2 separate regions of the Mus musculus genome follow, and region 2 is linked to region 1. The links are chromatin loops, found by intact Hi-C in ENCODE. Cell type or tissue: heart. All regions are shown on one strand. Each heading gives the region's core, and the rest is flanking DNA. Links, peaks and the distances in the headings are about the cores only.

Evidence for each region. A loop is a pair of places that touch in the nucleus more often than their neighbours do. Peaks named below come from ENCODE experiments on the same cell type or tissue, not always from the same donor. Only the 100,000 strongest peaks of a DNase experiment are listed, where the experiment ranks them.
Region 2: it touches region 1 in a loop (2.1-fold over the local background); 2 of 42 quality-filtered maps call a loop at or near these places.

What each region holds. Positions count from the first base shown.
Region 1 is chr11:74,761,905-74,778,624 of GRCm38, reverse strand. It overlaps Mettl16 (methyltransferase like 16), which reads right to left and starts at 7,762. Exons shown (of 10, transcript NM_026197.3): 1 at 7,641-7,762; 2 at 4,976-5,103. The coding sequence starts at 5,103. In heart, for the core only: no CTCF peak of the experiment used is centred there; a DNase peak (open chromatin) is centred at 7,824; H3K4me3 peaks cover 1,893 bases; H3K27ac peaks cover 1,536 bases.
Region 2 is chr11:74,686,415-74,703,134 of GRCm38, reverse strand. Pafah1b1 (platelet-activating factor acetylhydrolase, isoform 1b, subunit 1) reads left to right here. Exons shown (of 11, transcript NM_013625.4): 2 at 3,615-3,824; 3 at 12,525-12,609; 4 at 12,851-12,925; 5 at 13,952-14,158. The coding sequence starts at 3,793. Among named protein-coding and RNA genes, the nearest start is that of Pafah1b1, 30 kb to the left of the region's middle. In heart, for the core only: a CTCF peak has its summit at 6,240 (motif pointing left); no DNase peak of the experiment used is centred there.

The sequences.
Region 1 (16,720 bases), core at 4,940-9,939:
TCTGCAGACGGGGTTCAAGAACAGCCAGGGCTACACAGAGAAAATCAGTCTCCAAAAAGGAAGAAAAAACTAAAAGTCCAATTCAAAGTGTAATACAAACGGACAGATTTCCATGAGAAAATGTGAAACACTCACTGTCAGTACTTCACACTGCTTGACTTTGAGGGAGCTGCAGCACAGAACAACAATGCACACCGGAAATTCTATCTTGAAAACAAAACACCTAAAATATTCTCTCTCTCTCTCTCTCTCTCTCTCTCTCTCTCTCACACACACACACACACACACACACACACACACACACACACACAGAGGTATGTTCCCCAGGATTGGGGAATAGCTCAGTGGCAGAATGCTTGCCTCACAAGCATAAAACCCTTTATAATTTAAGCCTACATCACAAATTAAGCAACTGTTTTCAGGCTCCTCAATATGAAGAATTACATGTATAAATAATTAAAATGCTACATAATGCTTTTAAATATTGATTGTGTGCATGTGCCACAGTGTTCATGTGGAGGTCAAAAGGCAATCTGTGGGAGCTTGGGAGCTTACTCTCCTTCCACCATGTGGAACACTGGCAATCACACTCAGGTCCTCAGGCCCCTTTATCCACCAGTCAACTCTCCGGCCCCTCAATGTTCTTTGCTGTCTTTCCTTTCTTTCTGTCTGTTACTTCTCAATTACTCTCAGATATATCCACATCTCTGCACAGTTCTCCATACCCACTGCATCCGTTTCCTATACACTGTACTCCTGCTTCACTTCTCTTCCGCCTTCAGAAACAACGATCCCACAATCACTGTGCCTCTTTCTTTGAACTCATTGTCCACTGCCTATTAAATATTCTACACAGGTAGTCCAAGGCCCTCAGATCCTATATGCCCAACTGAAAATATCTTCCTAAAATCAGCTTATCCCTTGGTCTATACTCTTGTTAATGGCACTACCACCTTCCCTCAAGCTCCACACCTGGCTCTTCTCTTCCTAATTTCTACCACATATAGCTAGTTGTACTTGGGAATCTCTGTGAGTTTCATTTATTGCCTTCACCTAGATAGCCCACTAATATACTTAATCTGGGATACTAAAATCATTTTGTCTAGTTACCTTAATACTCTGCAATCCATTCTCTACAATGTTCTTAGAAGGTATCTGTTTATGACCTAGAGAGATGGCTCAGCAGTTAAGAGCACTAGCTCTCCTTGTAGAGGACCCAGGTTCAATTCCATGCTGGTGGCTCACAATCATCTATAACTTACTCCAGTACCTAGGGATCCAATGCCCTATTCTGACCTTTGAGGCTCCTGCACACACATAGCACACACATGTACAGTAAGGTCAGGCACGTGCACACATAAAACAAATGAAAAAGAAAATGTTATCTCTTTAAATTCAATTCTGACCATATGATTTGCTTATGTACAGAGGGTAAGCTGGGCATGATGGCACATACTTTTAATCCACTACTTAGGAGGCAATGGCAGAGGCAGGCAGGTCTCTGTGAATTTGAAACCAGTCAGGGCTAAAATAAATAAGTGAATGAATGAGTGAGTGAATAAATGAGTAAGAATGGACAGATACATATGTAATTTCAGGATCCAAGACACTGGGGCAGAATAATTGCTAGTTTAATACTAGCCTGGGCTACACAGCAAGTCCAAACGCCCCTTCTCCTCTTCCCCCATACAGAGTGAAAAAGATTTACGAAGTAAAGAAGACTCTCTCACACACACACACACACACACACACACACACACACACACACACACACAGTGAGGCAAATAGTAAGGCACTCACTCTGATTAGTTTGGAGGGGATTTGTATACATTATACATACATGACTATGTATGTTGATGTTGTCAGGGCAGAATCTGAAGAAATGAAAAAAACATTCTTTTCAACCCAGATTCAATTGTAAAAACTAGTTATGTGGGAGCATATTTAAGGCAAAAAAAAAAATTAAAGCCATCTACTGAGTTTATTAAGCAATATAAGGAGCCCATGATCGATACACTATCCTATGAAGAAGGAGGGCTGCCTTCCTTCCTTCCCTTTTTTGGCTTTTGAAGACAGTGTTTCTCTGTGTAGCCCTGGCTGTCCTAAAACTCGTTCTGTAGACCAGGCTGATCTTGAACTCAGAGATTTGCCTGCCTCTGTCACCACCTGCCTAATGGAGGTGGGAGGCTTTTTCTATAATCAGTTTTGAAGAACTGAAACTGGAAAATCCATAGGAAGAAATTTGGAAAGCAAAGCTACTAATTTTGAATTTTAAGTGCTCGTAAGAGACAACAGCACTGGTGTGAAGTCTGTCGTTATTAGAGGTGCTAAAAGGAATACCAGCCTCATCAAAGGCACACTTTCTTTAACACAATTAAATGGCAAGCTAGCCAGGTAATGGTGGCACATTCCTTTAATCTAGCACTCAGGAGGCAGAGGCAGGAAGATCTCTGAGTTGGAAGCCAGCCTGGTCTACAGTTTGTACTAAGTTTCAGGACAGCCAGGGGTACACAGAGACTTTGTCTCATGAGAGAAGGGAAAAATGACACAGACACAGCTAACTTAAAAGATCTGGGGCCAGAAAACAACTCCTTGGGTGAAGTACCTGACGACCTGGGTTTGCTCCCCAGTACACACAAAGATGGAAGGAGAGAACCAATTCCACCAAGCTGTCCTCTGAACTTCCACATACAACTTCCATCATATATACACACTTAATAATCAACTCTAAAACAAACAGTTATACAAAGCAGTAAAAGTCATGTATGTCAGTGATTTTCTCCATTTGGTGTCAAATGGACAGCTACTGAGGTAGCCTAATGACGGCAGATAAGAGAGGGGCTTATACATAGAAAACAATGCAGTTGCCACCCAAAAGTAAGCTTTACTAATACATATAATAAGCTCTATTCACAATAGCATTAAAAACGGGTAAAATCATACAAACCATTAAGGGGGGCTGGAGAAATGGCTCAGTGGTTAAGAGCATTGGCTTCGAGGCTGGCGAGATGGCTCAGCAGGTAAGAGCACTGACTGCTCTACTGAAGGTCCTGGGTTCAAATCCCAGCACAACCACATGGTGGCTCACAACCACCCATAATGAGATCTGACAACCCTTCTGGTGTGTCTGAAGACAGCAACAGTGTATGTATATATAATAATAAATAAATCTATTTAAAAAAAAAAAGAGCATTGGCTTCTCCTCCAGAGGGACCCTGGTTCAACTCTTAGCACCCACATGGCAGCTCACAACTGTCTGAAACTCTAGTTAAGAGGATCTGATGCCAGATGCTCTTCTGACTGCCATGGGTGCCAGACACACATGTGGTGCAGACATATTTGTAAGCAAAACACCCATCCATATAAAAATATTTTAAAAAATAAAATAAAATAAAAGACTGAATTTTAAGGTGGCAGAAAGATAAAGGAGTTTGCCACCAAACCTGACCAAAAAGATCTCAGTTCCATGCCAGGAAGCCAAGTGGAAGGAGAGACCAACTTCTGGCAAGTTGTCCTCTGACTTCAATATGGCAAGCACAAAGCCTACTCACCACCAACATACAGATAAATGCAAGAATAACTTTCCCTGACACAGGACTATTCCTTTATTTTATGTATGGACATTTTGTCTGCATGTATGTCTAAACTACACCCATGCAGTGCCAGAGGTGGGTTTACAGACAATTGTGAACCAACATACAGGTGTTGGGATTCCAACCCAGGTCTTCTGGAAAAAGCAGCCAGTGCTCCAACCATTGAACCATCTCTCCAGCTCCTGAGGACTCTTCTTTAGTCATAAATACCAAATTTAAATACATAAATAACTGCTGATGCCAGAACCCCAATATAAACACTCAGAACTATGAATTGCTTTTTTGTTTGTTTGCTTTTTTGTTTTTATTTTTTTGAGATAGGGTTTCAGTACAGCATTCATGAAGCTATGTCATGGAACTCACTCTGTAGACCAAGCTGGCCTTGAACTCAAAAGATTGAAAAAAACAAAGGTTTAGTCCCCAGCTTCGCACAATTAGGAAGCATTAGGACCTTGTGTTTTCAGTCATTAAGGGCATGCCTCCAAAGGGGCTAGGATTCTGTCCCTTCTCTTCTGGTTCCCCATGCCTAAGTTATGAACTGTTCCTGAGACACTTCTAGTCAGGATACACTACCTCAGCAACAAAGTCACTTTCTCTTAGAGCACAATCGCCAACACTCTGAGCCAGTGCAGCCTTCTCTCTTCCTAAGATGATTGCTATTTGCTACAGTAGCAGGAAGTCAGCTGATACACAACTGAAGCAAAAGACTGAAGAAAGATGTTGGGGTGGGTTAAGATTACTTGTTGACAAGCCTGGCATGGTCTTATGTGCATCTGTAATCTCAGGTATAACACTTATTTTCTCACATTCTTATATTATCATAATTTCTGCCTTCTTTGGTTTTGAAAGTCTCAAATAACCCAGGATAGACTCAAACTCAGTATGTAGCCAAGGATTCCCTTGAACTGATCCTCCTGCCTCCACCTCCCAAGGGCTGGCATCACAGCTGTGTGCTCCACCACACCTGGTTTATTCATGGCTATAGATAGGGCTCCATAAATGCCAGGTCAACTGCATCAACTAAGCTACATCCTTGGCAGAAGTTTTAGCATTCTGGTTAGCACTGTCCTCAATGTCGGTGACTGTGACATTCACCAAGCATTGAATCACACAAAGCACAGTCCTAGCCTGGGTTACACTGGCGTCTCTGTTGCAGAAGCAGGAAGTTAGCCATTAAGAGACTTTCCAATTTTCTCATTTGTTAGATGTAAAATATCGACCCCCAAGGTGGATAATCCATTTGTCCAAAGTCACGTGAGACTTCTCATGAGATGTATATGGCTACATTCAGGTCTTCTGCTACTTCAGCTTGCCTCCTGCCACATCACATCCATCCAGACCATACTCGAATGACACAGATTAATAACTAAGGAGTTACCTACCTTACTCTCCCATTCAGATTTATCTGAATATGCTGCTTAAAATCTGGATATTTAGATGCCAGATATGCGAAGTCAGGTGGTTTGTCCTTGTATCTATTTCTTGCATGCATTGATTTGCTTAGAGCCATCTTTAAAGAGAGGGAAGAAGAGATGTAAGAAAGATAAAGAGGAAACCAGCATATTTAGTGCCAAAAGCACAGGGGAGGGGGGGCCGCGCTGGGGGAAAACACTCATGCTGGTAACACCGGTACTGGAGAAGCAGAGGCAGGATCAGCAGAAGCTTGTAACAAGTCTGGGTTACACAGCCAGTCTGGCTACAATGCGAGACCCTGCCTCAGAAACAAACACACACAAATAGCAGCAAAGTAAGTCCAGTTTGCTGGCCCACCCCTTAAGGGGATATTGCTATTAGCAGAGCACTTGCCCACAATGCTCAAGGCCCTGGGTTCAGTCTCCAGGATTACACACACACACATACAAAATGGTAGACGCTCACTATATAGCAGTTTTAATTCCCTAATATTCAAATGCCCCTTACAGACATAGGAGTAAAAAGCATAAACCAAGGGCAGTCCCCAGGCCCCAAGAATATCAGAGGGTAATGGTTTTCTTCCATGTAATGCCGGACAAAAAGTAGGCCCTTCTCTAACAAGTCCAAGAGATACTGATGCACTAGGACTCTGCAGCACATTAAAGAGGACAGAGTTTACAGGCACGTACTCTGAACATGTGACCCAAGTTCAATTACAACCTTGGCCAATTCCGTTCATTTTTCTACACTATCCATTCAGGTCATAACAGACATACTCAACAAAGTCACTCCGTTTGATTCTTTAACTTTTGTTAAAAAAATTTTTTTCAACTGGGAATTTAACACAGTATCTCACATGTGCTCTATCAAGGACTGCTACACCCGAGATGACTAACTTCTGGATTTCTATCTGCCTATCCACCCCATTCCTCAAAGTTAAGTGAATGTCTGCTAGCACCAGTTTACTCTGTTCCTCCCACACTGGCCTAAGAGCCATTGCCCAATCAAGTGCCTCAGGACTAGCTGTACTTGTCTTTTTGTTCTTGCTGTTAGACAAGGTCTCCAGTAGCCCAGGCTCACTGGGAACCCACTCTGTAGGCAAGGCTAGTAGTCTAGAATCCCATGTCCTCTGAGTGCTGTGATTCCAGCTTGCACCACCACACTGGACTGGCACTTGCTGCCGCTCAGGTGGCATGGCTTACACTCCCCAGTGAAGTGTACAGACACTGAACATATCCCCACCTTTAAGCCTTTGGTCAAATGCCATCTTATTTATATCTTCTTGAGCAAGTCACTAAAACATTCAGTGACTGGAACGCACACTTTATTTTTCTTTTTTTTAAGCTTTTATTTATTTTTTGTATATGAGTACACTGTAGCTGTCTTCAGACACAGCAGAAGAGGGCATAAGACCCCATTACAGATGGTCATGAGCCACCATGTGGGTGCTGGGAATTGAACTCAGGACCTCAGGAAGAAGAGTCAGTGCTCTTAACCACTGAGCCATCTCTCCAGCCTCCCGCCCACCTTCTGTCTTTGAAATTTACTCACTTGGCATTCCCCACACATTTGCTTTAATTAAAAAAAAAACCTTCCCTACCAGTAAACTTCATGAGGGAACATATTTGTTCCCTGCTGTACCCCAATACTCAAAATAGGGCCTGTAAGGGGAGGCACTCAACTGTTGGTTGACTGGGAAGAATATGAAGTCACCAGGAGATCTAGCTCCGAGTGACAGAGCATGTGTCTAGCACGTGCAAGGCCTGGGCTCAGTCATCAACACCAAAGAAAATAAAGGAAATAACTATGAAATACTTTCCATCTGTGTGAGACACACACAGCATTCTCTTTCTGAATGGGCAGCCCAGTTGAGTCTCAACAATAACAAAAAAAGGCTCATCGGAGCGAGTCCAAAACCCAAAAGACCTCTAGGCCAGCCTTCTTTCCTCTTTAAAACTTCATGTTTCCTGGGTTTCTCTTGGCCTTTATCTCTTCACACATCATTTCTTCTAAAACTGAAGCTTATAGGATACTCTAAATTTGGCTTTTATGATGTCAAACTATGGAGGCAATAGAGACAGACCAGCGTTCAAGAGCACCAGCTGGTCTTCCAAAGGACCAGGGCTCGATTCCCAGCACCCGTATGGCTGCTCACCTAGTGCCATGACACAACCCTCTTCTGGCCTCTGCCTGCACTGTGCACGTGCTGCACAGACGTCCAGGCTGGCAAAACACCTACACCTACAAACTGTTTTGTGGGTTTGTTTTTTTTAAGTTTTTAGGAGGAACAGAAAACTCAACAGATGTCTCCCACCTAGACCCCAACACTTCCGTTTTCTCTTCACGCCCCCACCTCACAAACTTGACTTCTCCTCCGCCACTTCCCCGGCTCATCCACACCTTCTTCCCCTGGGTTTCAGCGCTCTCTAAGCATTGGCCTAGGCGAGGGACGAGGCCATCTCTCCTCCAGCTCCTCCCACCTACCGCCGGCCTTCGCGCACACCCGCCCGGGTCCCCGGCTTCTGACCCAGCGGTAAGCCCCCAAGGATCCGAGAACCGGAGGAGAAAAGCAGGTGAGCCGCTTCTTAGGCGATCCTTGTGCGCAACCGGATAAGAGATTTTTGAACCACGCACCTCGCAGGCCAATGGAGCAGGCGGACGGAGTGCGGACAGGCCCGCAATCACCAAGCCCACACCACTCACACAGCCAAGCTCCTGGAAACGCAGATGCTACGCTCCAAGCGCGCCGCCATCTTGCGCAGCCAATCCGCGCCGTGACTGGACAGACTACTCTCGCGAGACTTTTGACTTAGCCTAAAGAAAGAAGGAACTATCGCGATACTTGGAGACGGCGGTGAGTTTTCACCCAGGTTTGGGGGTGTGGTCGGCCGGGAGTCTTCTTAGGTTAGCGGATGGAGAAGACCTCACTAGTCCGCTGGCATGCAGCTATGTGATGGAGCCCGGCCAGGAACTTGGAACTACCCTCCTCCCCTGGCCTTTCTGGGTGCTGGGATTACAGGGATGGGCTACCCCACCAAGTTGTAAACGTTTGTTTTCCTTTGTTTTGAATGTAGCTTTCTTCAGCTCTCCCCAGCCTTACTAAATAGTACTAAATCTAGTCTTGGACAGGAAATAGGAAGGCTAGATGGGTTTGATGGCAATTAACACTTAAGTGCACAGCAAATCTGTGTGATGACACAGTAGTTACAGATAAACCTGTGAGATGGGTAAATAACTGGTACTTAGAAACTGTTTTGGGTGGGATAGGGGACGGGGAAATGGCTACCCTAACAAAAGACCCAGGTTCGAGTCCCAGCCCCAATATGGTGACTCGAAACCAGCTGTAACTCTAGTCCCTAAGTGCCCTCTGGAAGGCACACGTGCACGTGGTGCACAAACATGGAGGCAAACAGCCATACACATAAAGGTAAACCTCTTTTTAAATTCTATTTTTTTTTTTTAAAGAAACTGATTTGGCTAAAAAAAGCATTGAATCTGGACTCACGAAGCAAAAGGATAAAATCCTGGCGTGCGTTTGTTTGTTTGTTTGTTTGCTCGAGACAGGGTTTCTCTGTGTAGCCCTGGCTGTCCTGGCACTCACTTTGTAGACCAGGCTGGCCTTGAACTCAGAAATCTGAACTCAGAAATGCCTCTGCCTCCCCACCAATAGGCATTTCGTTGTCAGTTTTGTACGATGTTCTGTTCCAGATTGGCCAAAGGGTGTTTTCAGATTGTCTGTGTCAGTCACCTGGAATTCCTGGAACAGTAGGACTGATCAAGAAATACTTTTATAGAGCAATGCTAGGCCTCAAAGGACGGGAATGCCTCCTCTGTACTCACTGAGGGCAATTACCTGCATAGACGAAGCTATGTGCTGCAGAAGGAACAGTTGTCTTCAGGGAGCCCAGTTGCTTCCCTCCACCTTGCAGACCAAGCAGAACAGGACCAAGACCACACTGACCTTGGCTACTTTATTAGCTATGCTAATACCCCCCCAATTGCCCTACCCCCAATTTTTCCTTCATTTAACCCTAAGTATGGTGTTATAGGCCTGTAAATCCAAGCATTTGGGATATTGAAGCTGGAGTATGAGTTCATCCTATACTGTCTATCAAGTTCCAGGCCACCCTGGTCTACATGAGACCTTGCTCAAAAAGCCAAAGCGGCAGTGTACCACTAGATCAGTGGTAGAATGCAAAGGCCTGTGTAAACTAACACCACAAAGAAGAGATAGATAGATAGATAGATAGATAGATAGATAGATAGATAGATAGATAGATAGATAGATTGATTTATGGGTAGATAGATGTATAGATTTATGGATAGATAGATAGATAGATAGATGTATAGATTTATGATAGATGTATAGATTTATGGGTAGATAGATGTGTAGATTTATGGGTAGATAAATTAGCATAGCCATAAAATGTGGGCTGTCGAGACACTTGATGGACAATCATGAAGACCAGAATTTGGACCCCAGTCTCCACATAAGGAGCAAGGCACACCTGGGGCTTATTCGTTAAAGAAAAGAAAAGTATAAGCTGCACGCTCACAGACAGACTTTGCCTCAAAGGAGTAGGGAGACAACGATAGAGGCCATTCAATGGCCTCTTCTGGTTTCCACAAATGTGTACATGCACGCCTATGCCATACACTCACACAAATTAGTGTTTAAAGATTTTTGTAACTGAAGATTTGAAAAAAAAAACCCTGATAGATTTGTGGATGTGGGTAGGTGGCTCACAGTCACCTATAACTCACATTCCACGGTATCTGACACTCCAGGGTGTCTGACACCCTCTTCTTGCCTCCTCAGACACCATACTCACATGCATATACCAGAACACAGAGACACACATATAATTCAAAATAAAATAGATATTTTAGAAAAATGGGGCTGCAGAGGTGGCTCCACAGTTATGAGCGCTGTCTGCTCTTCCAAAGGACCCAGAGTCAATTTCCAGGACCCATGGGACAGCTCAGACCTGTCTGTAATTCCAGCTGCAGGGGACCCATTGTCTCTGGCACACAAGTGATGCACAGAAATACATGCAGCCAAAACACCTGCACACATAAATGAAAATGATAAGCTGGGCGTGGTGGCACACACCTTTAGTCCCAGCACTTGAGAGGCAGAGACAGGTAGATTTCTGAGTTCGAGGCCAGCCTGGTCTACAAAGTGAGTTCCAGAACAGCCAGAGCTACACAGAGAAACCCTGTCTCGAAAAACCAAAAAAAAAAAAAAAAAAAAAGAGAAAGAAAATGATAACTTTAAAAGAATATTTTTGAGTATTTTGTCTATTACTTTTGTATGTATGGGTGTTTGCTGCATTTGTCTGTACGCCGCATGCATGCAATACTCCTGAAGGCCAGAAGAGGGTGTGGGATCCGCCTTGGAACTAGCGTTACAGACAGTTGCAAACTGCAATTCAGGTGCTAAAAATTGAACCTGGAGTTCTCTAGAAAAGCAGTCAGTGCTCTTCACTGCCGAGCATCTCTTCAGCCCCTAAAATAAATTTTTAAAAAGATTTGAAAGAGAAATAAGTTAGGCAATGGTAGCACACATAATACCAACACTTGGGAAGCAAAGGTAGATGGATCTCTGTGAGTTCAAGGACAGCCTGGTCAACTGAGCAAGTTCCAGGACAACAACCAGGGCTACACACAGGGAGAAACCCTGTCTCAGGAGAAAAAAAAATGTATTCCATTGGGAAATGTTCCCACTTTATAACTGAACAGGCTTGTATTGACAATCAGGTCTTTTCAGTTTCTCTGTCCTTATTGCCCTAGGAGAGGCAACAGCAGTAGATAGAGGTTGTCTCATTCTTGGAAGAGCTGTTGGAAGGGTGACTGAAACTGCCTGGAGATGACCTTGGCCTGGCTTCTGTTCTAACAATCCCCAGAGCAGCAGCTCCCAAATCGGAATGTGCGCCTGCGCGTGTCACCTGGGGAACTCATTATGCAGAAATCTCCAGAGCAGCAGCCCTGAGAGTCCTGAGTCAGTATGAGAGCATCTGAGAATGTGCTCTGCTCCCAGCACCCTATGAGACTCTGACAGAGCTACACTCTCTGGGTAACTGTTTCTGTCATGTAGACCACACTTCAAGAAACAGACAGAGAGTAGAGGCAACTGTGATCACTTGAGAAGCAGGAAAGGCCCTGGGGAGGGACGAGGATGGGGGAAAAGTTAATTAGCTATCCTCTGTCAGCCCAGGAGACAAGGCTTTGGGGTGCACTCTGGGGTGGAGCAGGAGACAAGGCTTTGGGGTGCACTCTGGGGTGGAGCAGAAGTACCAAATCCACAGGAGGATCCTGTAGCTCTGATGGTCACATGAGAAGACCTCATGACTGGCATTCCCTTCTGTCCCGGGTACTTACTTTTGTTCAGTTAGGGATACTGGGGCACAGAAAACCACCTCTACCGATTCAATAGGGCATTTAAAGGTCGAGGCTCTGACTGAGAAAGAGCTGCCCCAGGGTCACCAGCAGAGATAACCAAAACTAGGGATGCTGTGGGAGGTGGAAGGGACACTAAGACCGTAGGAGTAAATGTTGCAACAGGAACATTGCTGGGAACATCAGTCCATCATCTCTGAAAAGTAATTACCCCCCCCCCCATAATCCCATTCCAGGGTATATACATGAGTGTGTGTGTGTGTGTGTGTGTGTGTGTGTGTACCAGAGAGACAACTCTTTTTTTTTTCTTTTTTTTTTCTTTTTTTTATTTATTTTTGTTTTTTTGAGACAGGGTTTCTCTGTATAGCCTGGCTGTCCTGGAACTCACTTTGTAGACCAGGCTGGCCTCAAACTCAGAAATCTGCCTGCCTCTGCCTCCCGAGTGCTGGGATTAAAGGCGTGCACCACCACACCACGCCTGGCTGAGAGACAACTCTTACCCATGGGCTCAGGGAAGCCCAAACATCCAGGATGCTCTTAGCACTACTTATCAAGCTAAAAAAAAAAAATCCATAAAGAATACTCATACCTTTGGACAGGTAGATAAATTGTGGTACAACAGAACAATAGAATGCTCAAATGAATGAATACATACATACTACATGGATAAACCTTAGAAACAAATTCTACAATAAATTCATTTATGTTAAATTACAAGATGAGCAAAGTAGAAAAACGTACTGCTTGGGAATCTGTGTGTATGTGTGAAAAATATAAAGAAAAGCAAAAGTTATGGGACCAATTCCAAATGGTGTTTAAGGCAGGGAACAAGGGCTCTAGAGTATTGGTTGTGTTCATGGTCTTCAGTATTAGCCTTATAGCTGTCTGTTAATCGGCCTATGATCTATGCATACATATCATGTATCCTTTGGGCTACATATTTCAGTATTTTTTAAAAAAGCAAGAAAGGCTGCTTTGGTCTCAGGTGCTTTTCCTGCACCCACTAGAGTACTGAACTCTGTACTTCATCTTGTTGTCTAATAGGCATTTAGAGACAAGGAGATAAAATATGGGACAACAGAAAATTTAAAAACTCATCTGGAGCAGGGTAGTGGTGGCACACACCTTTAATCCCAGCACAGCCAGGGCTATACAGAGAAAACCTGTCTCAATAAATAATTTAATTAATTAATTAATTAATTAAAAACTTGTCCCAAGAGCCAAGCAAGATGGCTCAAAGGGTTGAGGCCCTTGCAATCCAGCCTGACAACTTGAGTTCAGTCCCCAGGACTGACATGGGGGAAAAAGAGAATGGATTCCTAGAAGTTGTCCTCTGACCTACACACTTGCGCTGTAGTTCTATAGTACTGTAGTACGTTCCCCTCCCCCAAATAAGTAAGTAAGTAAGTAATAAATAAATAAATGTAATTTAAAAAAATCGTCTTCAGGCTAGAGCGATGGCTCAGCAGTTAAGAGCACCGACTGCTCTTCCAGAGGACCTGAGTTCAATTCCCACCAACCACATGGTGGCTCACAACCATCTGTCTAATGCCATCTTCTGGTGTGTCTGAAGAGAGCAATGGGATACTCATATATATAAAAGAAGTGAATAAATCTTTTTAAAAAGTATCTTTAAGACAGGCTCAATGGTTCATACCTGTAATCCCAGAATTCTGGAGGCAGAGGCAGGAAAGTCTCAAGTTCAAGGTCAGCCAGGGCTGCATAGTGAATTCATGACAACCCTGAATTACAGGGAGCATCTCATCCCAAGGATGAGCGCTGTCTCAGGTATGTGAGTACACTGTTGCTATCAGACACACCAGAAGAGGGCATCAGACCCCTCCTGTAATGGTTGTGAGCCACCATGTGGTTGCTGGGAATTGAACTCAGGACCTCCAGAAGAGCAGTCAGTGCTCTTAACCTCTGAGCCATCTCTCCATCCCCAAGCACTGTCTCATAAGGAAAAAATGGAGCATCCTCCACCCACAGTGTCCCGGCTTCTCCTAGAGCCCACACACAATAAGGCACAACCATCACTTGTTGCATACAAGTGACAGGGAGGTCTTGAGGAGACTCAAGCCAGGGTATCATGACCCTTCCCCATCCTTCCAGGTGGAGGTGTACGACTATGAACAAGCCCAGCTGGGAGAATCCTGCAGGGGGCACAGATGAGCTCCCAAAGATGGTGGTTACTTGGCTTAGAGGATAGCCAAGCCCAGGAAAGTAAAGTATTTGCTGTAAAAGCCTGAAGCCCATGTAAGGGTGGAAGGAGGCAGAACTATCTGCACCAAGTTGTTTTCTGACCTCCCTATACTCACCTTAGCTACCTACCCCTAACACATGCATGTGTGCTCATGCACGCACACATAGACACACATACACAAAGTTGCAATCAAGTTAAACACATAATAAATAAAGTACACAAAAGAGTACAGTCATCAGATTTGAGCTTAACCCTGTCAGGTTTGCTGAAGCACCCCGTGTCAGCCCTGGTCTCAGATGTTATTGCAGGACCTCTGGGGTAGGATCAAACAAGTCAAATTCCTTCTTTTTTGTTTTTTGTTTTTGTGTGGGAGTGAGGCATGTCTTATTATGTAACTCTGGCTGGCCTCGAACTCACTACCGCCAGAGTGCTGGGATCAAAGCCGCACCCAGCCAAACTGCATTCTTAGCAAGCAGTGGTGAGATTTGCTGATCCCAGAATCGCACTTTGAGAACTGATGACTTACTCAGCTACAGAGGATCCCTCTCTTCCCCATAGACAAAGCCTCACATTCATCAGGTCCACCATCACTTGGCTCACCATGTCCATGATGTCACCCATTGTTTACCTGCCAGGCGGGAAGAATGAGCTAACTGGTGACTAACTTAGAGCCTCAGAGGACAGAGTTAAGCAGGGGCCTGTACAATCCTGTGTACGTTCTCCTTTCTCTCCAGTCTCTTCAGGTCATGGGTCAAACCATCCTTAAAGTAATGCACACATTTCTGGGGCTGGGACTGTAGCTCGGTTGATAGTACGGGAGAGACGGAGTTCCATCCTCAGCACCACATAACCCAGGAGTGGTAGCACGTGCCTAAAACCCCAGGCCTTTGGAGGTGGAGACAGGAGGGTCAGAAGTTCAAGGTCATCTTGGAATACATAGTTGTTCTCAAAGGAACAAAAGTGTCCTTTTTTTTTTTTTTAAACTTGCATGAACTCAAAAGTAGTGTTCTGGTTTTCTATAGCTGCATGATTTTCTTTCTTATGCCCTAGAGTCTCACTACAAGCAAAAATCATGACTTTCAACTCAGTCAAAACCAGAGTCAGATTCTTCCCAGTCCTTTACCTCTCAGATGCTGAGAGCGTTCTGTAAATATCACCAAGGAGAAAGGACTGAAGGGACCACCCGTACAGGATCGTTGTTGGTGCCCTCCTGCTCCAGGAGAGGCAGATGAGCATCCCTTAGACTCAGGCTGGGGTGGAAGGAAACAGAAATGGGGCAATGTCATGCGTGACTGAGAGGCAGGAAGGGTCCCCTGCAATGCTGACAACCTAGCTCAGCCGTGAAATCCCTTCCTCTCTAGGAGGCTGGAGTGGAAAGGTTGAGAGGATCTGAGATCAAGCCTTGACATGCCAAGCTGCTGTGTCTGCTTGGATCTCCTACACTGAGGTGATGAGATATTTGCCTGTGCAGTTTGCTGCCTGCCTAGCTGTTGCCTAGGAATCAAGTCCATGCTGATCTTCCACTAAAGAGGGGTTTACTAAGCCAGGTGGGTACTTAGCCCTTGTAATCTCAGTAGAAGCGCAGAGGCACAAAAATCAGCTACAGGTTCCAGCCCAGCCTGATGTATATAGAGAGTCCTAGTCTGGACAGTGCTATACAACAGAACCCTGTCTCAAATTCTCAGGAGTGCATACACAACCATATCCAAAAAAAAAAAAAAAAAAAAAAAAAAACCCTCGAATTGTTTTTTAGAAAATATGTGGTGGCCAGGCGGTGGTGGCACACGTCTTTAGTCCCAGCACTTGGGAGGCAGAGGCAGGCGGATTTCTGAGTTCAAAGCCAGCCTAGTCTACAGAGTGAGTTCCAGGACAGCCAGGGCTATACAGAGAAACCCTGTCTCAAAAAACAAAAACAAAAACAAACAAAAAAAGAAAATATGTGGTGGAAACAGCTGTAGTTGTGACATTTGGGAGGTACAGGCATGTGGGACAGTGGACCATGCCAGGAAACCTAGTAAGGTTGAGTGGGCGCAAGACCCTGGCACCCAGGCATCCACCTGAGACCACAGACCCAGCTCCTGACAACAGCAGTGTAGCATAAACTCAGCATTTCATCTGCCTGGCGGCATTTCTCACACCCCAGCAGCGGGGTGGAACACGAATCCACACAAGCAGAAAAATCAAGAAATTTACATCATTCTTGACTACAAAGAAAGTTTGACATCAGCCTGTAGTATGTTGTGTGGTATTCACCAGAGAAGACTCCTCAGACATAAATTTAAGGTTTAAGTCAATAGAAAGTGTTTATTAGCCAGCCTGCTATTACACTTGGTGTTTGGGATCCCAATGTAGCACTGAGCCTTTCTCAGGGCGAGTGTTTAAGCACAAAACCCATGTTATGGGTTGACATTCTTCAGTTAACTAGCAGTTAGAATTGGAACTACAAAAGCTAACAAGCAAGGTTAGTACATTTTGAGACTTTCCCAGAACAATATGGACTTTGATGGATTAGGCCTTTGTTTTAGTTTTGGCAGTGGTGCTACATACTGAGTTTTATGGCCTGAATGGTACTTCCATCATGGAATCCATTGTGCTAAATTCTGAGGGCCTACTAAAGTCCAGAGATCTGTTACAGTGTCTCCCTCAAAAAACAAAAATAAAGCCAGCTGTGGTGGCACACACCTTTAATCCCTCTGTGACTTGGAGGCCAGCCTAGTCTACACAACAAGTTCCAGGACATCCAGAACTACATCTCAAAAAAACATCAAAAATGTGTTTGTGGACTGGAGAGATGGCTCAGCAGTTAAGAGTACTGTCTGCTCTTCCCAGAGGTCCTGAGTTCAATTCCCAGCAACTGCATGGTAGCTCACAACCATCTGTAATGGGATCAGATGCCCTCTTCTGGTGTGTCTGAGGACAAGCTGCAGTGTACTCACGTATATGAAATAAATGAATAAATCTTTAGAAAAAAAAGTGTGTGTGTGTGTTTGTGTGTGTGTGTTTGTGTGTGTGTGTGTTTGTGTGTGTGTGTTTGTGTGTTTGTGTGTGTGTGTGTGTATGTGTGTGTGTGTGCCTGTATGAGTTCAAAAGCACCGTGTGCATGCAGGAGCTG
Region 2 (16,720 bases), core at 4,365-9,364, 75 kb after region 1:
ACTAGCCTACGCTGGCCTCAAACTCACACAGATCTGCTTGCTTCTGCCTGCCTAAGGCATGAGCTATTGTGTCCAACTATCCTGTACTCTTTAGGATAGTCTAAACCCCTATAATCAAATGGGATATATGTTACAGTAACTATAACGGGCAGGATTTGCATTCACCTACTTGAATTTAAGAAATTAAAAGTGAAGGCTGACAGACTACAAAGGGAAGAATTGCTGTTCTGGTGTGAAGATATGGAAAAATCTTTTCTCATAGATCTACTGCTAGCTTAAGACCCATCTGTATTATAAAGAGTAATTGGCCTTACTCAGGGTATGCTGACCTTTTTTTGGGGTGTGTTGATTTAAATAGTAATCCTATCTAAAATACCTACAGTCAACAGCTACATTAATGTGTGGCCAAATATTTGAGTACTAAGACTTTCTTAGCCAAGCTGACACACAAAACACAGGGAGTATAATAGAATGCATGTTTTTTAGTGAAAGGTCACATCAAGTGATTGATAATACCAGAAAGCAATGGATGTCTAGTTTGGACTTAAAATTTTGAATGTAAGTCTGTTTGATCTAAAGCCCAAAACCTACTTTGATAATCAAATCTATAGCACTTCTACTTTCAGCTCTTTGCTTTAATTTGGGAGCTACTACACTTGAGAATGGTAGAAGTGATTCTTGGTGGAGGGAAAAAACCCAGGCTGGCCTTAAATCCATATTCTCCCATGTAACCTAAGTCTGTGTGAAGGTAATTGGATAAAATGGCTTATTTAGAAATACACCTGTACTCTGAGTGGTAGTATATATTAATGAGTTCTGTGTTTTAGAATTATATACCAATAATGATCATGTCTAACCATTTTTATTGCATCTAAATCTCATTCCCTTTCTTTCCTCTATTACTCTTCTGATATATTTGTGGTGGTAAGAACTTTATGTGTGTGTGTGTGTGTGTGTGTGTGTGTGTGTGTGTGTGTGTGTGTGTGTGAGAGAGAGAGAGAGAGAGAGAGAGAGATTTGTCTGCCATAAGATTTGTCTGCCATGGAGCTACATCACAGTTGTACTTTTAAAAGACTTTATATGCAAAATACCTAATCAGATAAAACTAAGAGAATAGTTAGTGAATTTTGTAATTTTTTAATAATCAGTTTTCTAATCAGTATTCAGATTTTTCCAAGCGTCCGCTCATTGCTTTATTTTATAGTTTGTTTGGATTGAGATCTAAACATTGTTCATAAAATGCAGTTGGTGAATATCTCTTTATCTTTTATTTGATTTATTTATTTTTGAGACAACCCAGACTGGCCTTGAAACTCATAATTTAGCCAGGAGTTAACTTCAGCTAGTGAAGATATTCTTTTCTTAACCTCTTGAATACTGTGATTGGAGGTTTGAGTCAACTTGTCTTTGAATCCTCAGGTTCCTTTTCTATCTTTCTTTTCTTGAAGAAGCTAAGTAATTTGCTTTCTAAGGCTATTTGTTCCCCTGCCCTCTACTTACTACAAGTTGATAGAGTCAGAGACTTGATCAGATTGATTTTATAGTAACAATATTTCAGTATTCTTCACTACACTAGTATAAAATATATAGGTGTAATTGTACATCCTGTTTGTCTGTTATTATAGTAGCCCTTTTTTAGAGTATCTACAATTAAAGCTGGGAGTATTTTGCTTATATTGAAATTAAAATTCTTTAAAACTAGCCAGGTAGTGGTAGTGCACGCCTTTAATCTTGGCAGTTGGGATGCAGAGGCAGGCATATCTCTGTGAGGCCAGGCTGGTCTACATAGTGAGTTCCAGGACAGTTAGGACTACATATCTTGTCTCTAACAAACAAAAAATTCTTTATAATTTTGTTGTTGTTGTTGTTTCTTTTGTGTCTATTTTTTCACATCAATGTTTAGTCATCTTAACTGGCAGAGAAAACAAATGCTTATATTTACCTATAAAATTTTTATGGTATCATCTTTACTCTTTCTTATCCATTTAAACATTGTTTTCTAGCCAGGCATGTTGATGTATTCCTGTAATCCAGTACCTGGTAGGCTGAGGTGGAAGGGTTGCCAGGCCAGCTTGGGCTCTATTTTCTATTTTGTTTTTGTTGTTTTTTTTAATATTAATACTGTCGTGTTAAGCCATTTTTTTAACATTTGACCAAAACCATTCTCAACAAGGTTATCAGTGAACTTCATGCTGAATGCAGCCAACTATTTTGGTGTCTGTGATGTTCCTTTGCTTTTACTTCCTTAATTGCTTTTTCTCATCCTCACTTGTAGTCATCACCCTTCCACAATGCCCATATATTCTTATATACTCACACATGCAGACACTGTATACTTATATACCACCACTGCCCTCTTCAGAAGAGGGCTTTAGATCCCATTACAGATGTGAGCCACCATGTGGTTGATGGGAATTGAACTCAGGTCCTCTGGAAGAGCAGTTGATGCTCTTAGCTGCTGAGCCATCTCTCCAGCCCCCACCATGTACTTTCATATAACTGTCTCTTATACACATAGACACTCTATATTTGGATTGTCACTCAAATAGACATGGCATACTTACTCATATACTCACTTGAGCAGTTACACATACTAGACACAGTTCGCCTTTCTTCCTCTCTCCCATTCTAGCTAGCTATTGAATTCAGAGCCTTGTCTAGGCTAGATAAGCAGTTTAACTATGTTAAATCTAAAGATCTAATTTTATTTTTTAATTAAATTGAATGCTTGTGTGTACTCAACCTCTGAAGATCAGAAAACTTGCAGAAATTTGATTATCTACCATGTGGCTCCCAGGGATTTAGGTTGTTAGGCCTTGCAGCAAAGTGCCTTTTCTACTGAGCTATCTCTCATTACTGCCTATTTCCTATAGGTTCATTCATTGTTCAGTAATATTTCTGAAAAGCATGTCTGTGATTCTTTTTGAACTGTAAAGATGTTCCATCCTCAGTAGGAGGATTGCTATTGTTTAGGTCAACCAGGGCTATGATGTAATGAGACCCTGACTCCAAAAATAAAATAAATTAAAAGAAATTTTAATCTTTAAGTAGAATTGGAATTTTCTACAGCAGCTATATATTAATAATAGAAAGTAGACAGGTAAATTTGTTAAATTTAAATTATTGCTATGTTGCTGGGTGTGTTGGTGCATGTCTGTAAACCTAGTATTAGAAGCTGAGGCAGGAGGATTGTTAAGCATGTTAGGCAACCAGGGCTACCTTGTTAGACCCCCCAGCTCAAAAACAGCAACAAAAGTACTGTTTTGCATCATTAGATCATTGAAAGTAGTAGTTTTAACTACGTAAAATATGGCTGGGTTTGGGGATACTACCTATGTCTGAAACACTTACGGGGCCAGGAGGATGCCTGTTCTACATAGCAGTTTTTGGGTTTTTTTGGTTTGGTTGGTTTGGGTTTTTTTTTTTTTTTTTTTTTTTTGAGATAGGGACTTACTTTAGCATTGACTAATTTGTTTTTTAAACTGTAGGTTGACTATATCATCTAATATACACATTAATTAGCATTATAATGCAAATATGTTCTACAATTAATAGTTTAGAAATAATAAAATTTTAAGTGAGGGGAATAATTTTATTTTTTTCTTTCTTTTTAGGTGGAATGAACCTTACTTGTTGACTGGTTGCTGATTGGATTCACTTGAAAAAAAGAATCATTTTTCCCTCTGTGGAAGCCACATAGTGGCATATTTAATTCAAATCCAGGGATCACAACTTTTGATTTTTCTGGAGGGACATACCACTATATCAAATAAGCTTGACATTACAGCCAAAATGGTGCTGTCCCAGAGACAACGAGATGAACTGTAAGTTTCTGTTTTCTGCTATTTAGAAACCTCTTATAAACTAGGCATGATTAACTAGGCTTAGGGTGGTAAAGACAAGCCCATCCATCATCTTCAGCCTTGGAAGTTCATGGCTAGTCCTGGGCTACCTGAAATCTTATCACAAAAGATGGGAGAAAAACCAGGGTGGGAACGAAACTGGTTTTTGTTTTTGTTTGTTTGTTTGGTTTTTGGAGACAGGGTTTCTCTGTGTAACTCTGGCTGTCCTGAAACTCACTCTGTAGACCCGGCTGGCCTCGAACTCAGAAATCTGCCTGCCTCTGTCTCTCAAATGCTGGGATTAAAGGCGCGTGTCACCAGTGCCCAGCAGTAGCAAAATACAATGCAGTCTTGGGAAGTCCCAAGTTTAAAGTATTTTTACCAGCATCTGCTATATTATTGTTGACACTGTCTTGCCTTCAAATTTGGACTGTCTTTTAGCAAGGAATTACTTCATACATACATACATGCATACGTGTGTGTGTGTGTGGTTGATGGGAGTTGAAGTCAGGATCTTTGAAAGAGCAGTCAGTGCTCTTTACTGCTGAGCTATCTCTCCAGCCCCAGCAAGGAATTATTTGTCATGTTTGATTTTAAAGCAAAGTGACTGATTAGTTGGTAAGTTTTATCCCTTTTAAAATTCTCTTAAGATTTATTATACTCAAAGGAAGATACGCACTGCTATAGGTAGCTCTTCTAATTTAAAAAAAAAAGTCAGTTTTACCAGGTATGGTTTGTATAGATCTTTAATCCTAGAATTCAAGAAACAGAGATATGAGCAGGGCGTGATGGCGCACGCCTTTAATCCCAGCACTTGGGAGGCAGAGGCAGGCAGATTTCTGAGTTTGAGGCCAGCCTGGTCTACAAAGTGAGTTCCAGGACAGCCAGGGCTATACAGAGAAAGCCTGTCTCAAAAAACAAACAAACAAACAAAAAGAAACAGAGATATGTGGGTCACTGAATTTGAGGTCAACCTGGTCTACATAGTGAGTTCCAGGCTATCCAGAGCTACACTATCTCAAAAAAGCAGAACAGTAGAGTAATTACTTAATTTTATGTAATTATATGATGTGTGCATGTATACATATTTGTGTGCATGTGTGTGTGGGGGGGTTGCATAGTTATGCCACTGTTATTCTGCAATTTTATTTTTTGAGATAGTATCTTATTACTATTACTGAGCAATTCGACAAGGCTGGCTGGCTAGGCATCTCAACACTGCCACCAAATCTAGCTCTTTATTTCTTTGGGTTTTGTTTTGTTTTTTAGATTTATTTATTTATTATATTTAAGTACACTGTAGCTGTCTTCAGACATCCCAGAAGAGGGCATCGGATCTCATTACAAATGGTTGTGAGCCATCATGTGGTTGCTGGGATTTGAACTCACGACCTTCAGAGGAGCAGATGGTTGAGCCATCTCTACAGCCCCCCAAATCTAGATCTTGTATATAAGTGTAGGGGATCTGAACTCAGGTCCTAAGACTTGGATGGCAAGCAGTTTTCTCACTGAGCTATCTCCCTAGCTTGTTTGTTTTAATCTAGGATGTTATTAAAAAATAATCCTTTACTTTGCCATAGTGTCTCTTTATCGTTTATCAGTAAAGAATGGTTTAAGCGAAGAATCGTCATTGGACATTAAATCTAGGGGGAACTGTCGATAAGGAACAAGAAATATATGCATGTTCCTAAATGTCCCACTTACACAAATCAAGAAGAAAGAATAGATAAATCCAAACCAAGAAAGTCTTTTATTAAAAAAGAAAAAGGGGGTAAGAGAGTTGGCTCAGTGGTTACTGAGTGTGAAGTGTTTATTCTTGCTAAGGACCTGTGTCCCTAAAATCCAAGTGGTGTGGCTTACAACTCATTGTAATTCCAACTCCAGAGGATCCAATGCCTCTAACATCAGAAGCACACACACCTTTAATTTGGAAGGCAGAGCCAGGTGGATCTCTTGAGTTCGAGACCAGCTTGGTCTATGAAGTGAGTTCTAGGACAGCGAGTAATGTTACACACAGAGAAACCCTGTCTTGGAAAACAGTACTTGGGAGGCAGAGGCAGGTGGATTTCTTGAGTTGGAGGCAAGCCTGGTCTACAGAGTGAGTTCCAGCAGGACTGTCAGGGCTACACAGAGAAACCCTGTCCCGGGGGGGGGAAAAAAAAAAAAAGGAAAACAAACAAAAAATTCTTGGTATATATGATTGAGAAAGACACTGGGCAGCATATCTATCTGCTACCTATTATGTGCCACAACAAAAGTGTCTGGATATTGCCAATGCCCAGTGGTTAAAAATCACTGATAGGGGCTGGAAGGATGGCTCAGTGGTTAAAAGTGCGGACTGCTCTTCTGAAGGTTCCTGAGTTAAAATCCCAGCAACCACATGGTGGCTCACAACCATCCGTAACAAAAAATCTGATGCCCTCTTCTGGAGTATCTGAAGACAGCTACAGTGTACTTACATATAATCAATCAATTAATCTTTAAAAAAAACAAAAAAGAAACAAAAAAACAATGATAAGGGGCTGGAGAGATGTCTCAGCGGTTGAGAGCAAGCACATCTTCCAGAGGTCCTGAGTTCAATTCCCAGCAACCACATGATGGCTCACAACCATCTCTAATGGGATCTGATCTCTCTGTTGGCATGCAGGCATACATACATTTGGAACACTCACACATTAAAAAAAGACAAAAATAAAACAACAAAACACTGACAGGTATATGCACACATAAACATCTTTTATAATTCAGGATATCATGGTTCTTATAATTCCATCCTGTATGTACATGGTTCCTTCTTTCTTTTTATTTTTTAAAGATTTATTTATTAATTATATGTAAGTACACTGTAGCTGTCTTCAGACACACCAGAAAGAGGGCGTCAGATCTCGTTACAGATGGTTGTGAGCCACCATGTGGTTGCTGGTATTTGAACTCAGGACCTCTGGAAGAGCAGTCAGAGAAACTAGTGTATTTCCATATTCCTTTATTAAACATATTTCGTGTGCCTGTGTTTTGGTTTTGTTTTTGTTTTTTTTTTTTGCTTTGCTTATTTTTAAAATTTTATGTATATGGAGTTTTTGTATTTGTGTACTATGTGTATGCCTCATGCCCAGCAGGGACTTAGATTCCCCAAAAGTGGAAATACGGAAGGTTGTGACTGCCATCTGGGTGCTGAGCATGGAACCAGGTTCCTTTGTTAATATTCTTAGCTGCTGTGCTGTGTTTCCAGCTCCATTTTGTTTTGTTTTGTTTGTTGGTTGAGAGTAGTTCTGGGTACAATCATGTTCTTGGAGCTGGGGTTATTAGAGAGAACTGATAGGTACTGGGAACTGGACTCTCTTCTGAAGGAACAGTGTATACTTAAAACCACTAAGCCCCTTATATGTATGTGCTTTTTTAGGCTTCCCTTTTTTTCACTTAACATGTTCTAGAACTACTTCATATCAGTTCAAAGAGATTTCATGTTCCCTGCATGTATGTGTGTATGCATGTTTATGTGTATATGTGTATGTATGTAAAGAGATGAACATAATATTCTATTGTATATATAGCTTAGGGTTTTGGTTTGCTTTTGTTTTTTTTAACCAGTCATCCATTTTTGGGACATTAAAAGTAATGTTATAATAACTAGCTCTATGTATATGTATTTTTGTATCATTGGAGGTCTGCTTAGGTTTTGTGTATGTGTGTTTATTTATATTTTATGTGTATGGGTATTGGTGCCTGTGTGTATGCTACGTACTCTGTGTGTGTGTGCGTGCGCGTGTGCGTGCATGTGCGCGCGCGCATAGGTGTGTGTACCTGGTCCCTGTGGAGGCCAGACTGCAGCATCTGGGTGAAAGCTATGCTCTTCCCATGTTTCTTTAAGAGTCATCCTTCAGAAGTGCCTTACTGGCTAGAGAGATAGCTCAGTGGTTAAGAGCACTGGCTGCTCCGAGTTCCATTTCTAGCAATCACATTGCACAAATGATTGCTCAGATAACCCTACAGCAACCATATTTTGTGTCTCGACCAGTCTTAAAGTGTGTGTCAGTTTTAACTTGTGTTATAGATGATACTGAACATGTATCGTGTTCATTCGGGGTAAAAATTGTTCAATTAGTTAAGCATTGTGACACTCTGTAAGGAAACTTATTTTTTTTGGTTTTTCGAGACAGGGTTTCTCTGTGTAGCCCTGGCTGCCCTGGAACTCACTCTGTAGACCAGGCTGGCCTCAAACTCAGAAATCTGCCTGTCTCTGCCTCCCAAGTGCTGGGATTAAAGGCATGCGCCACCATCGACTGGCTTCTGTAAGGAAAATTAATAGGTTCAAGAAAATTCAGAAGGTCAAACCTGGTGGCACACACCCTTATATTCAGTGCTCAGGAGTCAGGAATACTGTTGAGTCCGAGGCTAACCTGGTTTGTATAGTGAGTTCCAAAACAGCCAGGGCTTGTCTCAGAAACAAAACTATCACTGATAAAACAGAGCAACAAAAAACCAGTTCTGTCAACAAATGGAACCTATATTTAGAAGATGTTCCAAGCTGTGGTGGTACACACCTTTAATCCCAGCATTCTGAGGTAGAAGCAGGAATTGAGTGCCAGGGCTATACAAAGAAACCCTGTCTCAAAAAAGGGGGATGGGATATGACTTGAAGTCTTCGAGTCCTAAAATGATCTTTCCTTTATTTATAGCTTAATTGTGCTGTCAAAATCTTCCTGTGTTTAGTTATGCCTGTATACTTCTGATAATGAATCTTCTAAAAACATACTTTCACTGGGTGTGGTGGTACACAATTTTTAATCCCAGCACTTTGGAGGCAGAGGCAAGCAGATCTCTGAGTTTGAGGTCAGCTTGGTCTGTTAAAGGGAGTTCAGGACTGCCAAGACATGTTACACAGAGAAACCCTGTCTTCAAAAACCAAACTAAAAAAACCCTATTACTTTTATTAAACTTCCTTTTTTAAAAATTTTTTTACTTTTGATGTTCTTTATAATGTTTTACTGTTTAAAATTTGATTTTTATTAGCAGAGAACATATTTTTAATCTTTTTTTAATATGTGTATAAGTATTTTGTCTTATGTGTATGACTGTGCATTGTGTACATGCATTGTACCTATAGATTATCAGAAAGGTTGTCAGGTTTTTATGGGACAAATTGTGTGTTACCATGTAGGTGCTGAGAATCTAATCTGGGTCCTCTCTTTACCTCACCCTACCCCCATTTTGTCATTTTTATTTATTTTTTTCTATTATGTATGTGGAAGCCAGAGGTGAATTGTTAGGTGTCTTTCTTAATCATTTTCCAGGTTTTTTTCCTTTTACTTTTTAGTGTATGTGTATATTTTGCATTCATATATCTTCACATAGAATAGAATAGAATATCACGTGTTTCCCTCTCTCACTGGCTAGCTCACTCCTGGGATCTGCCCATCTCTGTCCCAAAACAATGTGATTACAAGCACACATGTAGCCATGCCTACTTTTTATTGGGTGCAGAGAATTCAAACTCAGCTCTTCATATTTGCACAAGTGTTCTTCCCCACTAAGCCATTTCTATTTTGTGAGACACAGGATCTTTTAACTGAATCTGGATCTCACTGCAGCTTGCCTATATTAATTGGGGCTTCTAATACTGTAAAGAGACACCATGACCAAGGCAACTCTTGTAAAGGACATTTAGTTGGGGCTGGCTTACAGGTTCTGAGGTTCAGTGGCACCCTTTCTCTAACTGAAGACTCACTCATAGTTGAATTGTGAACCACCTTTTTGAATTATGATTAATTATGATGACATTTGATCATGAGGGGTGATCATATAACTCTTTGTTAGATTTCATAGGCCCTGCCACATTGGACTGGAACTTGTCCTACCTGTGCTGTCCCATTCTTATTGGAGGTCTGGCTCAGTGATTCAGTGGGTAAAAGTGCCTGCTGCACCAAAATGTTGGGAGTTCAGATCCAGGTCCCCAAAAATTGTCTTTTTACTTTCACCCACCTGACCTTACCCCACATACACAGACAAGGATAATACATGAAATAACTTTATTACTCTTCATCTCTGTTAGGAAATGTATGGAAATTGTCTTTGAGTGGAATAGTTAAATTTCAGTATAGTAACCCCAGTACTTGGCAGGCTGGGACAGGATCATAAGTACTGGGTAACTCTAAGCTTCATAGTGAGCTCCTGTTTTAAAAGGAAAAAAGAAGCAATTATTTTATAGAATGATTCTTCATTTGACTTCATGTTGTCTCTTATGGAAATAGAATTTAAAACTAAATGAGTTGTTCCAAGCCAACAAGGACTTTGTAGTTTGACCTTGTCTCAGAAAAAGAAAGGAAAAAAACAAAAACAGAATCTAAAAACATTATAGGTTTTAGGTGGATTATCTCTGAAAACATGTAAGTCACAATAGTGATTGCCTATGTTAAAATATTGGAGATCAGTGGCACATATGGCCCTATTGAGTAGGGCTAGGGCAGTATCATACACAAATCCTTGGATTTGATTTCTAGTGCCTTACATTGGCTAGGTATGGTGGCTCATGCCTCTAGGATCAGAAGTTCAAGGTACGACCGTCCTACTTAAGTAGTTTCTGACCAACCTGGGATTTACAAAACCCTGGCTTATAAAAGCAGAGAGGGCCAGGCATGGTTGCACATGTCTTTAATCCCAACGCTCAGAGATATGGCAGGGTGGCCATATCTCTGTAAATTCAAGGCTGGCCAAGACACAAAGACTGTTTTTCAAAAGAAAAGAAAAAATAAAATTGGCTAAAGGATGTAATGATACTGTTATTGTATGTATATTTAAGTTTTATTTAACTCATGGTTTAAGCTTTTAAATTACTCAAGTTAGTTTAAAGTCTTACAGAGGAATCCTAAATCAACCTTTTCTATAACTGTGAATAAAGAAAGGCTCAGAGTAATTGGGAAATGTTGAAATAGGAGAGCAGGGATGCTTGCCAATATTGTTATGACAGAATGAAAGAGAAGTATAAAAATACATTTCAAGCCACTTCAGCTTTGCTGCCTTTAAAGTATAATTCTAAATGTCATTCTAAGACGTTATTTCTTTTGTTTGTTTTGGGGAGGCAGGGTCTCAAAGCAGTTTCTCTTTAGCCCTAGCTGTCCTAGGACTCACTCTGTATATCAAGCTGGCCTCAAACTCGGAGATCTGCATGTTTCTGCTTCCTGAGTCCTGGGACTAAAAGCATGTACCTCCATTGCCTGGCATCTTTTTAAAATAAGGTCTTTGGTTCAAACTGGCTTTGAACTCACTATGTAGCCTGGGGTGGCCTTAAACTCCAGATCATCCTGTCTTAGCCTCTTTAGTGCTAGGATTTAAAGGCATGCACCACCACTGCATTTCTAATACTAAAATATTTACTATAGGTTTTCTTTGGGGTGGGGAGTGATGGGCCTGAGATATATTTTTATGGTGCATGTGTGAGTATCTGCCTGGAGACAACACTCTACCTGTTCCTTTTGAATAGCAAGGTTACTTTCTGAACCTTGAGCTAGAATATTTTAGCTAGTCAGGAAGCCAGCAAGCCTCAGACAGGCACTTTCCACCTCCCTTATGCTAAATGATGTACAGACTTGACATAGGACACTCAGCCTTTACCTGAGTGCTGGGACAGAAACTCCAACTTATATGCTTGTACAGCAAGGAGATGATAACCACTGAGTCTTCTCTTTGTATTCTTAGTAGAGTTTTATTTAAAACATTTCTATGCAAAACTCAGTTCTAATCTCCGATGTTTGAGTATGTTTATCAACTAACTATTAAGAGAAGGTGAATGTCAACACTAGAAAAACTGATGGTTACTTTAACCAATTGATATCTAGGTATAGAAATATATCTAGAGGGCTGGTGAGATGGCTCAGTGGGTAAGAGCACCCGACTGCTCTTCCAAAGGTCCAGAGTTCAAATCCCAGCAACCACATGGTGGCTCACAACCATCTGTAACGAGATCTGACGCCCTCTTCTGGTGTGTCTGAAGACAGCTACAGTGTACTTACATGTAATAAATAAATAAATCTTTAAAAAAAAAAAAGAAATATATCTAGAGCTGGGCAGTGGTGGCGCACGCCTTTAATCCCAGCACTCGGGATTAAAGTAAGTGAGAAACTTATAAAATGTCAGAGGCTGGGACTAGAGTTTAGAGATGGGTTACTTACCTAGCATGTACAGTGTTCTGAGTTCAGCCCCTTGCATCTCTGAAAATAAGAAAAGAGAAAAGATGCTCAAAAATAAAACAGATAAATTATGACAATACCTAAATGTTTTTGAAGTTTTGGAAGTGTGTCCATCTTATTTCCAGAAATATTTATATAATTTACTACTCTTTTTTGGGGGGGTGGTTCAAGACAGGGTTTCTCTGTGTACCCCTGGCTGTCCTGGAACTCACTCTGTAGACCAGGCTAGCCTTGAACTTAGAAATTCGCCTGCCTCTGCCTCTGCCTCCCAAGTGCTGGGATTAAAGGCATGCATCACCACACACCTCAGGAGGCAAAGGCAGGTGGATCTCTTGAGTTTGAGGTTAGCCTGGTTTACATAGTGAGTTCCAGGGCAGCCAGGGTTACACAGAGAAACTGTCTTGGACCACCACTACCCCCCCCCTAAAGATTTTAATAAGTGTAGTTCCTCAAATAGAAATGAGATATGTTTAGGACTCACTTGAATTTTTTCTTTCAGAAATCGAGCTATAGCAGATTATCTTCGTTCAAATGGCTATGAAGAGGCATATTCCGTTTTTAAAAAGGAAGCTGAACTAGATATGGTATGCTTGACTTTATAATTATCAGTCTTCTAATTATTCATAGTATAGTAAATGGGTTAAGTTTTACTTAAGGTTCAGTAGTTAGGTCAATTCAGCTATTCGAATTTTGCCATTTGTTGTGATTTACTTAGTTTTGAGCTTAATTTTCCCACTTTTTTATATAATCAAATATTTAATAATGTTTTAAAGATGTCATGGTTAAGCCATTTTTTTTTTTTTTAAATCTTACTTTTTCTCCTAGAATGAAGAATTAGATAAGAAGTATGCTGGTCTTTTGGAAAAAAAATGGACATCTGTTATTAGATTACAAAAAAAGGTAACTAGGTCTTCTTAAGTCAGTTTATTCAATGTGTACTTAACAAATTTTCTGAAAATATTGCCATAAATTGCTAATCTGCTGATACTCATGTTTGATCTTGGGGAAACAAAACATTTTCTTTTGCTTCATGAAAACATTGGTTTTAAGTTCATTATTGGTGCACATAGGTTATACTGCCTAGAGATTAGACCTGCATTGTCTTTACTAAGAAGTTGATACTTAAGACATCATTTATGTTCTTAGAACAGTGCTTCTCATTGTGTGTTGCACTGCACCCCTTTGGGGTTAAACATTAGATACTTTTTGTATTATCAGATATTTACATTATAATTCATTAACAGTAGGAAAATTACACTTATGAAGTAGCAACAAAAGTAATTTTATAATTGGGGGTCACCACAATACAAGGATGTGTATGGTCAAAGTGTTAGAAAGGTTGAGAACCAATGCCTCGGAAGTTATAACTTAGTTGTAACTGAAAAAAGATCACTATGTGTCTTACATGAGTCAGTCTCATCTCTGAGGTTTTTGGTTTGTTTTTTGTTTGTTTGTTTGTTTCTTTAATATATAAGATGAAAGTAACATACTATTCCATTTCTAAAATACTCTTCACAGACAAAGTTAGAGTAGACAACATTGTTCTAATGTGAGCCCAACTATACCAAGCTTGTGGACAAGAACTAACACCTAGTAGATGCTCAGTAAATATTAGCTTTTGTTGTGAATATTACTACCTGTAGGATAAATAATAAACTGTGGTATAGGGGAAAAAACTCTAAAAATTACAGGCGTAAATCAAGCAAGGTAAGTGTTATGATCATCTTTATTAATAAATGTAAATGAAAGTTGTCTGGGTGGATTAGTTCCAGCTGGGCATAGTAACTCCAGCCTGTGGGAACTGAGACAGGAAGATCCTAAGTTCTGGACTACCGTAAGCTTCATAGTCACAGCCTACCTAAAAGGGAAAAAAACCCAAATATATTATAAAACACAACTTTGTTTAACTTCATGTTCCCTCTCAAGGTAATGGAATTAGAATCAAAACTAAATGAAGCAAAAGAAGAATTTACGTCGGGTGGTCCTCTTGGTCAGAAACGGGACCCAAAAGAATGGATTCCCCGTCCACCTGAGAAATACGCATTGAGTGGTCATAGGAGTCCAGTTACTCGAGTCATTTTCCATCCTGTGTTCAGTGTTATGGTCTCTGCTTCAGAGGATGCTACAATTAAGGCAAGTTCTTTTCATTTGTTCATTTTGCTTTTTGTTTTGTGGTTTTTGTTTTTTTGGTTTTTGTTTTAATTTTGTTTTGTTTTGAGAGACATGATCTTTTTTTCTATGTAGTCTTGACTGTCAGACTGACTTTGAACTCAGAGAAATTCTCCTACCTTTGCCTAGTAAATGATGTGATTAAAGTAAGGTAAATTTCTCTGAAAGGCAGACTTGATGTAAGTTAGGTGACAGAAAAGATTTTGAAAATTTTGAAAATAAGGAGGTGGCTCAGTGGTTAAGAGCACAGACTGTTCTTCCAGTGGTCCTGAGTTCAATTCCCAGCAAGCACATGGTGGCTCACAACTATATCTGTAATGGGATCTGATGCCCTTTTCTGGTGTGTCTGAAGAGAGCAATGTTGTACTCCTATACATTAAATAAATAACTAAATAAATAAGAAAGAATGAATTCAAGTTCATTAGCAGCTATATAGCAAATTTGAGGTTAGCCTAGGCTACCTGAAGCCCTGTCTCATAAAATAAAAATAACCCCCTGATATACTTCGGGATAAATCTAGCTAAGCAAGCACAGAATTAAACACACAGTTATCGCTTTCATGTAGATATGCTTGAATATATGATTGAAGTTAAAGGTTTTATTTGTTTAGAGCTTATCGTGATAATGTGCCCAGCACTCCAAAGTGAAACAGATGGTTCATGAAATAGCTTAAGCTACTAGCAAGACTGCTTTAAAAAAAAACAAAAAACAAAAAACAAAAAAAAATTCTGGCTGGGCACATACTGTACACCTTTAGTTCTATCTCTTATGAGGCAGAGGCAAACATCTCAGTTTAAGGCCAACATGATCTAGATAATGAGACTTTGTCTCAAAACAACAAAAATAAAATTAAGAAAAATACTTTACATTGTTGTGGTATAAGATATAAATCTGGGGCTGGAGAGATGGCTCAGTGGTTAAGAGCACCGACTTCTCTTCCGAAGGTCCTGAGTTCAAATCCCAGCAACCACATGGTGGCTCACAACCATCTGTAATGAGATCTGATGCCCTCTTCTGGTGTATCTGAAGACAGCTACAGTGTACTTAGATATAATAATAATAAATAAATCTTTTAAAAAAAAAAAAAAAAAAGATATAAATCTGGGCCAGGCGTGGTGGCGCACGCCTTTAATCCCAGCACTTGGAAGGCAGGGGCAGGCAGCAGGTTGGATTTCTGAGTTTGAGGCCAGCCTGGTCTACAAAGTTAGTTCCAGGACAGCCAGGGCTATACAGAGAAACCCTGTCTCGAAAAACCAAAAAATAAAAAAATAAAAAATAACCCCCCCAAAAAAAGATAAATCTGTATCTTTCATATTGTATACATACTAGAATTTACTTATAGTTTTTATATTTGCTCATCAGTTCTTTCAATTTTTTTATTTTGGTTTCATTTATTTATATATATATTTTTTGTCTTCTGGGATCTGTTTATTTTGGTTTCATTTTTTTGAGACATGGTTTCTCTGTAACAAGCCCTGGCTGTCTTGGATTTTCTTTGTACACCAAGCTGACTTAGATCTCAAAGCAGTCTACCTGCCTACCTCTGACTCCTGAGTCCTGGGATTAAAGGCATGAACCACCAGGCCTAGTTAATCAGTCTTACGTTGACTATTTAGATTAAGTTTTTAAAATGTGGGCTGGAGAAGATGGCTTAGCCATTAAAAGCACTTGCTGTTCTTACAGAGGATCAGTGTTTGGTTCTCAGATCCTTTATGGTGGCTCTTTAATGTATTGCCTAGGCATTTTTTTAAAATATTATCTATTTCTCCAAATTTTTGTGTGTGTGTGTGTGTGTGTGTGTGTGTATTCCCTATGACATTTAAAATTGTGCCCACTGTAGGTAGAGTGGTCTAAACTGAGTTTAGAGCACGGAATCAGTATTCAATTTTTTTTCTTTCTATTTCTGTTTGTGGCTGTTGTTTTTGTTTGGATTTTTAATGTTTTCCTGAGTTGTTAGAGATTGAATTGAACCTAATACTTGTTGCATGTGAAACAAGTGCAAAAATCATTATTTTTAAAAATTATTTATAACAGACTATGATTTGGCCACCAGAGCAAAGAGTATTCCTGAGTGATATCTGTAATATTCATTCATGTTAATTCATAATTTCTGTTTTACTAAAAATGTCTTCTAAGGCCCCAGTACAGGGGGACGGCAGGGCCAAAAAGGGGGAGTGGGTGGGTAGGGGAGTGGGGGTGGGTGGGTATGGGGGACTTTTGGTATAGCATTGGAAATGTAAATGAGCTAAATACCTAATAAAAAATGGAAAAGGAAAAAAAATGTCTTCTAAGAATGAGACTTTTTAAAGCTGGGTGTGGTAGCACACACCTTTAATCCTAGCACTCCATAGGTAGAGGCAGGTGAATTTCTCAGTTATAGGCCAGCCTGGTCTTCAAAGTTCATTCCAGGACAGCCAAGGCTACACAGAGGAATCCTGTCTTGGAAAAGGTGTTTTGGTTAATCATGAGCACTTGATTCAGGGATAGTTTATAGTTTATGATTTCTCCTTAGTCCTCTTAGTATCT